Regions from separate parts of the Homo sapiens genome. Here region 2 is linked to region 1. The links are chromatin loops, found by intact Hi-C in ENCODE. Cell type or tissue: ascending aorta. All regions are shown on one strand. Each heading gives the region's core, and the rest is flanking DNA. Links, peaks and the distances in the headings are about the cores only. Region 1 holds the start of MAP3K13 (mitogen-activated protein kinase kinase kinase 13). Region 2 holds the start of LOC124900548 (a long non-coding RNA gene).

What was found. A loop is a pair of places that touch in the nucleus more often than their neighbours do. Peaks named below come from ENCODE experiments on the same cell type or tissue, not always from the same donor. Only the 100,000 strongest peaks of a DNase experiment are listed, where the experiment ranks them.
Region 2: it touches region 1 in a loop (4-fold over the local background); 3 of 110 quality-filtered maps call a loop at or near these places.

What each region holds. Positions count from the first base shown.
Region 1 is chr3:185,359,868-185,365,255 of GRCh38, forward strand. It overlaps MAP3K13 (mitogen-activated protein kinase kinase kinase 13), which reads left to right and starts at 3,269. Exons shown (of 14, transcript NM_004721.5): 1 at 3,269-3,501. RefSeq lists a silencer at 3,101-3,250 and enhancers at 3,721-3,810, 3,901-3,960. In ascending aorta, for the core only: no CTCF peak of the experiment used is centred there; a DNase peak (open chromatin) is centred at 3,164; H3K4me3 peaks cover 2,263 bases; H3K27ac peaks cover 770 bases.
Region 2 is chr3:185,278,084-185,283,471 of GRCh38, forward strand. It overlaps LOC124900548 (a long non-coding RNA gene), which reads right to left and starts at 4,774. Exons shown (of 2, transcript XR_007096203.1): 1 at 3,827-4,774; 2 at 1-2,241. It also overlaps a transcript of MAP3K13 not described here. RefSeq lists a silencer at 2,886-2,965 and enhancers at 4,009-5,208, 4,783-5,388, 4,840-4,979, 5,040-5,329. In ascending aorta, for the core only: a CTCF peak has its summit at 2,891 (motif pointing left); a DNase peak (open chromatin) is centred at 4,838; H3K4me3 peaks cover 1,069 bases.

The DNA.
Region 1 (5,388 bases), core at 321-5,320:
GTCATGATACTTTGGACTTCGATTCTGGCTTAAATGAGTTGTTTTCCTTTTTTAAAAACACATTTTTTTCCTCAAAAAAAAAAAACTCCAAAACAAGAATAGCTTATATTTTATAGCAGAATTATTGTACCTTAATTTCTATATATAGATTTTTATCTAATAATGAGTTTTAAATATCTTCTTGCATAATGAGACTAGAGTCATTTTCCAGTTATTACTGAAGTTTGAGGAGATTCATTTGGTTCTTAAAAGAGCTTACTCACCTTGATAATGGCTTTGCAGTCCTCCACACTTAGTATGCCCATGTGCTGCAATTAAAAATTACTTATAATGATGGGACTTGGCTTGATATCTCTAGAGTTGCATTGTTGCATACCATAGCCACCAGCTAAATGTGACTATTTTGGAGTTAAATAAATTTAAATCACTTTACATTAAAAATTCACTTCCTCAAGAACACTAGCCATCTTTCAAATCTATGGAATGCTCCATAATCACAGCAAGTTCTCTTGGGCTGTACTTCTCTAGAGTGTACATTTTTCATGCCTCTATATCCCTTCCTACCTTCTGCTTCTAAAATGATAATGACTTCCTCCAAGACTGACTTCTATATCTTCCATAATTTGGTGAGACAGCTTATCTTTCCAATGATTTCCCATGATAGTTGACATGGAGGAGTCTTTGTTGGCCTAGCTGATGTTCCTGTGGTACAGGAAGCATGCTAACTGAGGCCAAGTTTATCATCTTACTGAAGTGGCAAGTCCATAAAGCCCCCAAGTTTTTATTTTCCAGGTTATATATTGAGCCAAGAATCTTAGGTGACTGTTATTAGAAGCATTTATAGACCCTGTTTTGTTGAATTGCTTCAGAGACTACTCCCATCCATAGTGGACTTATTAGTAATTTTGTTGCTGTCAAAACTTACAGAAAAACTTCTACAACAGCTTTAGCTTTTTTTTTTTTTTTTTTTTTTTTTGAGAGAGGGAGTCTCACTCTGTCACCAGGCTGGAGTGCAGTGGTGTGATCTCAGCTCACTGCAACCTCTGCCTCCCAGATTCAAGCGATTCTCATGCCTCAGCTTCCCGAGTAGCTGGGATTACAGATGTGTGCCACCATGCCCAGCTAATTTTTGTATTTTTAGTAGAGATGGGGTTTCACCATGTTGGCCAGGCTTGTCTCAAACTCCTGACCTCAGATTTTATATGTATATGTGTATGTGTATATATATATATGTGTGTGTGTGTGTGTGTGTGTGTATACACACATATATACATATACATATATACAGATTTTATATGTGTGTGTATATATTATATATATATATACACACACACACAAATTGATGTTTCTTGGCTATTTTATTGACATAGTCCACAAAAAGTTTGCCTCTTTCCATTAGTTAGTCTGTATTGTTTTGGAAGAAAAAAATGTTTTCCATAAATCTGATTCTTTTAATGTATCCTGATTGGCTTTGGTTGTTGTTAAATAGAGATGTATATTCTTCAGCTTTCCATTTGTTCGTTTTTTGTTTTTTTTTTTTCTTTTTTCTTTGAGACGGAGTCTTGCTCTGTCACCCAGGCTGGAGTGCAGTGGCAAGATCTCGGCTCACTGCAAGCTCCGCCTCCCGGGTTCACGCCATTCTCCTGCCTCAGCCTCCCGAGTAGCTGGGGCTACAGGCGCCCACCATCACGCCCGGCTAATTTTGTTTTTGTATTTTTAGTAGAGACGGGGTTTCACCATGTTAGCCAGGATGGTCTCGATCCCTGACCTCGTGATCCGCCCACCTTGGCCTCCCAAAGTGTTGGGATTACAGGCATGAGCCACCGTGCCTTGCATGTTCGTTCTTAAATAATGTGGTACACTGAGGCCTACTGGGCGTGTACCAATGCCGTATTTGCCTTGAGCACTCCCATGTTACATGTGTAAACTTCTTTGGTCTATCTTTTTTGTAGTGATATTCCACAATAAGCTCCTTTAGAGAAGTTTGTTAACTATGTTGTTTGCCAACGATATTCTATTGCTTCAATATAGACAGTACACTGAATATCTTTGCTGTGTGTAAAATTATCCTGAAAAGTTTTCCTTTTCCAAATGAGCTAAGAAGTGTGCAATACTTACTAGTGGTCAGGTTTAGACCCTCCAGAACCACTTAGAAACAGGCCACCACTTTCCTTCTCTCACAGTTGTATAAATAATCTGATTGAGAAATAGAGCAGATCTCTGTTCAGAATGTTCTTGGTCACTGGACACCTCATAACTGAGGCTTTATATTAACCACGATCGTTCTAGTTTCAAGGATTGAGGCCATTTCCCAAGTTCAGAAAAATCATGATCAGTATTTGTCAAGTATTAGTCATTGTGAAGTGTAGTGATGGGGAGTAGGGACAATAAATATATTCATCTCCAATTTTGTATAACTGAAAAGTGTAAAAATAAAGAAGAAAGAGATGCCTCTTGAGTGAATTTAATACAGCTGTTTTTGCTGTTAATAATAAAACATCTTACTGAAACCAAAATTTGTTCAAAGTTTCATTAAGTGCCCTTTTGGAGCTGTGTCTTAATCGACTGCCAGAAGTTGAATAAACCAATGAGGAAACACTGTACCCTACTTAAAAGTAGCAGTAAATTTTTCTTCCATATCCACTTTTGATACATCATGAAGGTCAGCAAGATGTTACTGCTGTGCAAAACAGCTACATTCGTGTAATATTATTTTCCATATGTCTGTTTTCTTAGTTACTAGATTATTGTTCCCATGCGTTCTTCCCGACAATTTTGCTTTTACAAGTCCCGACAATTTTGCTTTTACAAGTCGTGGTGAGCAGGGCATACATGTCCACTAGTCTGCTAGTTTTAGAAATGGTTTTCCTGACTTTGATTTGTTTTGATCGCATCAGGCATATTGCTGAACAGTAAGAAAAGGGTTGAAGAAAAGAGTTCTAATGAATAAAAGATGGGATTTCTTCTATATGCATTTTTGTTATCCTTGATTCCACAGAAATTCTATTTTGATTCCTTCATTCAATAACAATAATAATGTTTTTATGACTATCACAGCTTGAAACACACACACACACACACACACACACGCACACACACACACACACACACACACTCAAGCTGCCAGTCTGTCTTAAGGCAGTGGCAGATGCCTGATTGGCGGGCTCTGTTTATTCTGTGACCAGATTCCTTCTAAAAGAAGGAAGGCCATGTCTGCCTGAAGCCTATTGGCTGGGCCTACTCTGGACCCGCCCCTCTTTTTTTTTTCATGACACACACCACAGCGAAGTCTGTGCGGAATCCTAAACCAGCCCAATTTACATCCATTCATGAATCTGTGACGTCAGCAAGCCTTTGGGCTCCTTTGCGGTGGGCTGGAGGATTGTGTGGGTGGAATCCCCCTCCCCTTTATTTTTCCAATTCTGCAAGGCTTTTAAAATTCACCTTACATCTTTTCAAAGCAAGAAAATGGAACAGCATGTGTAGGAATTCTTCGTTGTTGTGAGTATTGCACTCTGTTTTTCCTGTTTCTTCAGTATTTATTTCACAAGGACAGACAGAGAATGTGTGATTTGAGGTGATTAGAAAGCTGATATTATTGAGGGCGACACCGTGAGAGAGACAGAGAGACAGAGGCGGAGAGAAACCCGAAACCCCGTTACAGCTAGGAGCCTCTGAAACTGACAGCTGGTTTTCCTTTGCTTGTCTGCCTGCTAGACGTGGACATTTTTCATTTACGGTTCTGCACGTTACCTCGGATGCCTGCTTGGCTTTCCTTAAAGGGAGATTCATTTCTCTGAGAGATGATGTGGATGGTATTAGCAGAAAAGCCCAGAACACCAGAAAGGTGCTGAGAAAAGCGGGGCCCGCAAGACAGAGCAGGTTCTATCCTGTGGGGCACTTGTCTTCCTTGCGACCGTCCTTTCTGCCGTTCCTCACCCTTCACCTTGCCTTTGTTTCATATTGTGTAACAGTCAGTATCTTGCGATTGCAATTTGGTGAAGATGAATACTTGTTCAACCATTTTTCAAAAGCTCTTATGACGGGAGCCATAGTGGTGTATTTATATATATTCATAGCTCTTCTTTATGTCACTCTCTACACTTTATAGTGTCAAAAACTTAAAAAGCTGCATTCGAGGGAAAGGGGGAATTATCCTTAAACTTGGGTTTTTCAATATCCTCTAATGAAAACTAAGAAGTGGTTACAATGTTCCACAATTATATTGCATAGAAATGCACATGAGTGTTTTCCTAAGATGAACTTATTAGCTGAAAATAGTTTATTCCACTGTGTTGGGGAAACATGGAAAAGTTCTGATATGTTCCATGTATAAAGTTGGTTTGGTAGTTTGCTACTGTAGTTTTAACAAAAAGTTACTATTTGTGATTGAATTTGTTTTCCAAGGGTCTGTTTATTCTGGTGAAAGTTGTGAGAGTAAAGAAGAGGGATGTGACATTGTGACATGTTCTGCCCCTGGGGCAGCTCCTCAACCCGAATAATCTGACAGCATTTCCCAACTGCTTCACTTTGAGCGATTTATATGCCAGTCTGCAGCATGTACCCAGTTGTTCTTTCTCCTGAGAAAGCAAAATGCCTGATATTTCTTATAATCCAGGCTGCCATGTTTACCTTGTAAAATCAATACTTAATTTTTAGATTTTTATATTATCTTTTCTCGTGAAGCAAGACTTCTAAATTATGGCTATAATATCTTTTGAATTGTTGTTCTTAATGAATCTTCCAACTGTAAACTCATCTAATTTCAAACTTATCATACCTGAGGATGTAACATTGTCTTTTGTTTCTCATCTTGATATTACCGTCAATCATTTTGTATTTCTGAGTACATTTGAACTTGCTGGAGTAATAGAGGGAAAACCTCTGCCTGATTCTAAATCAGATCTTTGTCCTATACTCGGACAATTATGGTTTCATATTTTATTATTTTTTATTTTCTGGGTTTAACAAATGAGATAACATTTTAGACATAATATTTGTAAACATCTTGACTTATTTCAGCATTTTCCTTTTTTGTATATCTTCAGAGAGTTTGTTGAAAGTAGCAATTTCCAAGTAATTTTAAATTATTGAAGTCTACTAGCACGAAAGGTCAAATTCTTAGGATATTTAAAAAATGTTGTTTAATAATCAAACTCATCTTAAAAAATGTTCATCAGACTCTGTCTTTGATGCACATTTTGCCAAAAGAGAGCCTTATTTCTGTGAAAGAAATACAGTATGTACTTTGGATTTACTAAAGTAAAACTGTTACTTTAAGGCACAGAGCAGATATAGAATCCCCCTCTCTCCCCACTCCTAGTGACTGTATTCTACATTATATTTATCTTCATGTATAGTGTACTTGTAGGGAAAAAAACAATAACT
Region 2 (5,388 bases), core at 220-5,219, 82 kb before region 1:
TTTGGATAACAGATGCATTGTCAATGAGCTGCCATATTTTGAAGGAATTTTTTTTTTTTTTTTTGAGACCGAGTTTCGCTCTGTCACCCAGGCTGGAGTGCAGTGGCGCAGTCTCGGCTCACTGCCAGCTCCGCCTCCCGGATTCACACCATTCTCCTGACTCAGCCTCCCGAGTAGCTGGGACCACAGGTGCCCGCTACCACACCTGGCTAATTTTTTTTGTATTTTTAGTAGAGACGGGTTTCACCGTGTTAGCCAGGATGGTCTCGATCTCCTGACCTCGTGATCCACCCGCCTTGGCCTCCCAAAGTGCTGGGATTACAGGCGTGAGCCACCGCGCCCGCCCGGAATTTTATTTTTTAAAGCAGCAGATCTCACCAGTGGGCTTAAGATATTCAGTAAATCATGCTGTAAACAGATGTGCTATCATCCAGGCTTTTTTGTTCCACTTATAAAGCACAGGCAGAGTAGATTTAACGTAATTCTTAAGGACCCTAGGATTTTCAGAATGGCAAATAAGCACTGGCTTCAAGTTAAAGTTACCAGTTGCATTAGACCCTAACGAGAATCAGCAGGTCCTTTGGAGCTTTGAAGCCAGACACTGACTTCTCCTCTTTAGCTATGAAAGTCCTAAATGGCATCTTCTTAAAATAGGAGGCTGTTTTATTGAAAATCTGTTGTTGTTTAATGTGGCCACCTTCATCAATAATCTTAGCTGGATCTTCTGGATAACTTGCTACAGCTTCTTCATCAGTACTTGCTGCTTGACCTTGCACTTTTATGTTATAGAGAAGGCTTCTTTCCTTAAACCTCATGAATTAACTTCTGCTGGCTTCCAACTTTTCTTCTGAAGCTTCTTCACCTCTCTTAGCCTTCACAGAATTGAAGAGAGTTAGGGCCTTGCTCTGGATTATGCTTTGGCTTAAGGGAATGTTGTGGCTGGTTTGATCTTCTATCCAGATCAATAGAACTTTCTCTATATCATCAATAAAGCTGTTTTGCTTTCTTATCATTCGTGTGTTCACTTAAGTAGCACTTTTAATTTCCTTCACATTTACAACTTGACTAACTATATGGCACAAGAGGCCTAATTTTTGGCCCATCTTGGCTATCTATATGTCTTCCTCACTAAGCTTTACCATTTCTAGCTTTTGGTTTAAAGTGAGAGACATGTGACTCTTCACTTCAACACTTAGAGGCCATTGTAGGATTATTAATTTGTCTAATTTCAATATTGTTTTGTTTCAGAATAGGGAGGCCCTAGGAGAGGGACAGAGATGGGGGAAAGTCCCATTGATGAAATAAAATATACACAATATTTATCAATTAAATTTGCTGTCTTAATGGCATGGTTGATGGTGACCCAAAACAATTACAATAGTAACACTAAAGATCACTGATCACAGATCACTGTAACAGACATAATAATAATGAAAAGTTTGAAATACTGCAAGAATTATCAAAACGTGACAGAGATATGCTGTTAGAAAAATGGCACTGACAGACTTACTCTACACAAAATTGCTATAAACCTTCAATTTGTTAAAAATGCAATATCTGAGCAGCACAAGAAAGTGGTGCACAATACAATGAGGTATGCCTGCACTGAACGTGTGTCCATCCCCTCAGGGTGTGTACAGTGTGTAGATATGAACACAAGCTGCTAGAGCGATTTTGCCATCTCAAGGAAAGCTGGCCGTAAGTGGAAGCAGATGCTACTGAAGGCAGAGCAAGACAGAAACAAATATGGGTCCTGGATGATATCGTCGAGTTGCTGAGGCAACCAACCCTGATGCCTGTCATAATACTCCAGTTATAGAAGTCAAGATATGCCCTTATTGTTTAAGCCAATTTGTGTTGCATTTTGTGGAAGATGCAAAGATACGCTGCCCAGATTCCCTTTCAAGGAAGCACTTGCTGCCCAGGTGCAGGGAATGCGGTTAGCAGGCAGCCCCCAGCTATTTTCTTCAGGGTCTGCTTCTGCTGCAGAAGGCCACCTTGCTTGAGATTACACCCTTTCTAGGGCAGACAGCATCTAGCATAAGGGGCTGGCTATTTTAGCCTGACAACGATACTCTTGATGGGCAATACTTACTCTAAAGCTCCCTCCCAGGATGGCTGAGGATTTGCTGGACCTGAATAGCAGTTCAACTACTTCCTCTGAACAATCCTGCTTCCACTCCATTCCTAACAAAAATCTTCTCATCTCCAATCTGGAATACTCAATCTGTGACAAGTTTTCTGTAACATCAGGCAAAAACATCCTGAGATTCAGTGGGCTAGTTTGAATTCAATCTTGTCTATAGAAAGAGAAATGCACTCATGATCTCTTATTTTTGACTTTGTGTTAAGGAAGATTTCCAGCATGCACAAAAAGAGAGACAAGAATATAATGAAACAACAATATCAATATATGACCAATAGTTATCATCTGATACCCTCGTGTATTATTTTAAAATAAGTCCTAGACATATTATTCCATCCAAAAATACCATAGTGCACCAATGTTTACTTTGAGATGCAATACAATGTCTTCTTCTCCGTTCTCCTCCTAATCCAACTCCTCTTTATGTTATCTCATCTTTTCTTCCTCTTTCCACCACCATAGCTTTAAAAAGAGGAACTGTTTTAATAGAAGGGGCAGGGGTGGCAGTAGTAAGGGATAGATGGCCCAGAACAAATACTGGAATCCTTTCATTCATTCAACATTCAACATTCATTCATTCAACATTCTAGAGAGTATCCTCTCTCAAAGTCTTGGGATACTCAATCATCACTAGTATAGGCAGTTGTTCAGATAGGTGGTACTGGACAATGACGTTTTTGTTTAGCCAGAAGGAAGCAAGGAAAAGAGTCCCTTAACACCTGCCATCTAGTGGTCACAGTGATAAGTAACATGCATGTTTTCTACTAAACAGATTAATACATGGTTTGTTCTATGGAACAAACAGGAAATTAAGGCCAGAGGGGTAAAGTGATTTAAGGTCATATGGCTAGTTAATAGCAGGGCTTGGCATAGAACCCAAACAAGTTGACTTTAAGACCTGCGTAAATTGTGATTGTTTGAAACGTAAATATGTCATTCAAATGATTTTAAATTTGATTAAAGTATCATCCTGTTTTGTATTTAGTTGTATTAAGTTATAGTATATTAGTATCAAAGGAGAAAAAGTGCCATTGGTTGAATGAGGGAACAAGATGGGCCTATGAGATAATATTAACATTGAATTATTTTCCATTACATGGTCCCACTACCAACATTTCCATAATAATAATAATAATAATGCCTATGCTAGCTCTGTCATATTCCTAAACAAAGGTTGAATAGTTATTAAGAGAAATTGCTTCCAATTAAACTAAATGCAATTATGCCACATCATTGACCGTACATTCAGAGTCTATGTTACCTTCTGGAGTTTGTTGGATCTGTTACTTATTCCTGTCCAGCCAGTTAAAATTGAAGGTAGAGCTCACAGGAGCTGATACTTTACTCTTTATTTCTGGGTAAATATAAGAAGTTTGCCAGGGGAACGGAAATACTGTGTTTCAAATGAATGCAATGGCCACACCAAACATTCAGATGTTCATCACAATTAGGCGGCATCTAGGTTACATTGCCCTTGTCTCTCCAGGACTGGGATTTTCCTAATCCTTTTCACTTGAGAGGGAAGGATTTAAAAGTGAATCTACCCTTACCTTATTAACATTTTGAGGCAGATTTTGGGAATGGGAGAGGTGGCAAGCATTTTGAGACTCTACTTTTGGTGCTAGCATTGAAACTCATTGTGTGACATTTAGACGCTTCTTTGGATCCAATTTTCCTTACCTGTAACAGCAAGAGGTTGACTAAGTGATTGCCTCTAAAAGTTCCTTTCAGTTCTGTCATTCTGCGAAATTTTTGGGCAAAGATAAATCTTCAGCTCAGCTGGTCCCTTCTGCTTTTTCCTGGGTTGACTTCCTTCCTCCCACTATCATTTATTGAGTATCTCCACGTTCTTGAGGGTAGGGCCTGGGTTTTATTCAACTTTCCCCCATTAACTAGCACAATAACTAAGCAGGTTATTTCCAGCAGGGTTAAAGTTGTTTTCTATATAAGATTCCAACTTTGTCTGGAGGGGCTCACAGTTCCGAAGAGGGTGCCAGGCATCATCAATTAATTAAAAGCCGAGTATCCATAAACATAAAAAAAAGTAGGGGGGACATAAAGGGTAGCAGGAAATCTGGTTCCAGTTGTCCTTAAGCACAGGTATGTTCCAACAGGGAATAAGAGTGCATAGTAGTGCAAAAAGTAATGGTTAACACTCATCGAATGCTTTCAATATGCCAGTGCTTTCCACGTATTATCTCAAGTAATACAATCGTCCTATTTTCTAGGTACTAGTATTATGTTTCACACTTGAAGTGGGCACAGAGAGGTTAAGTATCATGCCCAGGTAACACTGTTAGAAGTGAGAGGCAGCACTTGAAACCAGATAGCACAACCTCACTGCCTGCACTCTTAGCACTCCACTAGGTAGATAAATAAGAAAAATCATAGTAACAATCATGATTTCTCCAAGAGGCCAGGTGAATTTGACCAGTGATGAGTCCAAGCTACAGAAGGAGCAGAGGGAAGTGGCTGCCGAAAAGAAGGCTAAAGAAGTTTGCAAAAAGATAACATGCACTTTTCCAGGCTAGATACACAGGCGGAGAAGCAAACCGGCGAAATAAAATCCGACAAGCAAGATCTGGAGCGCATCAGGATGCCAGGTGAACTCAAAGACAGGTCGGAAGTGACGTCACTAGCCGAGTCGGGCGCTCAGCGGGACTGCGGGTCCGGTGGAATTCCGGCCGGACGTGGCGCACAGGAAGTTACGCACGGGAGGCGGTACCTGGTTGTGGAGGGTGACGCCATGGGTGGGGCGGAGCGTCTGGGATGCGCTGGGAGCCTAGGATCCCCGACAGGTAACCTGCGGGCGGATCTGAACGGGGGGCGAGGGTGGCAGCTGGAGTTGATGGCCTAGATCGCTCGGGGCCCTAAGCGCGGGTGGACACAGGTTAGGTAATGGACAGCATTAGGTGGCGGCTGAAGAAAAGGCTCCTTGGCATTAGACTCTCTGAGGGGTTGAGGATATGGAGAACTCTTGGGAACTTGGTCTTGGGGCCCGAAGTCGTCGAGGAAATACAGACAGGTTGAGTCTTCTAGGAATCAGACATGGCTGGGGGTCATGGGTTTCCGATCACTGGCGCTTATGTTGGAGAGACGGAGCCTGGGGCACTGAGATGAGTTGACCTAGGGTTCACCTACCCCGACCTGTTCTGCTAATAGGGGACAGGGACCTCGACTTTTTGTCTCTTAACTCGTAGCATAGTGCCTTGCGACAAGTAGGCATGCTTTAGATGTTGTCG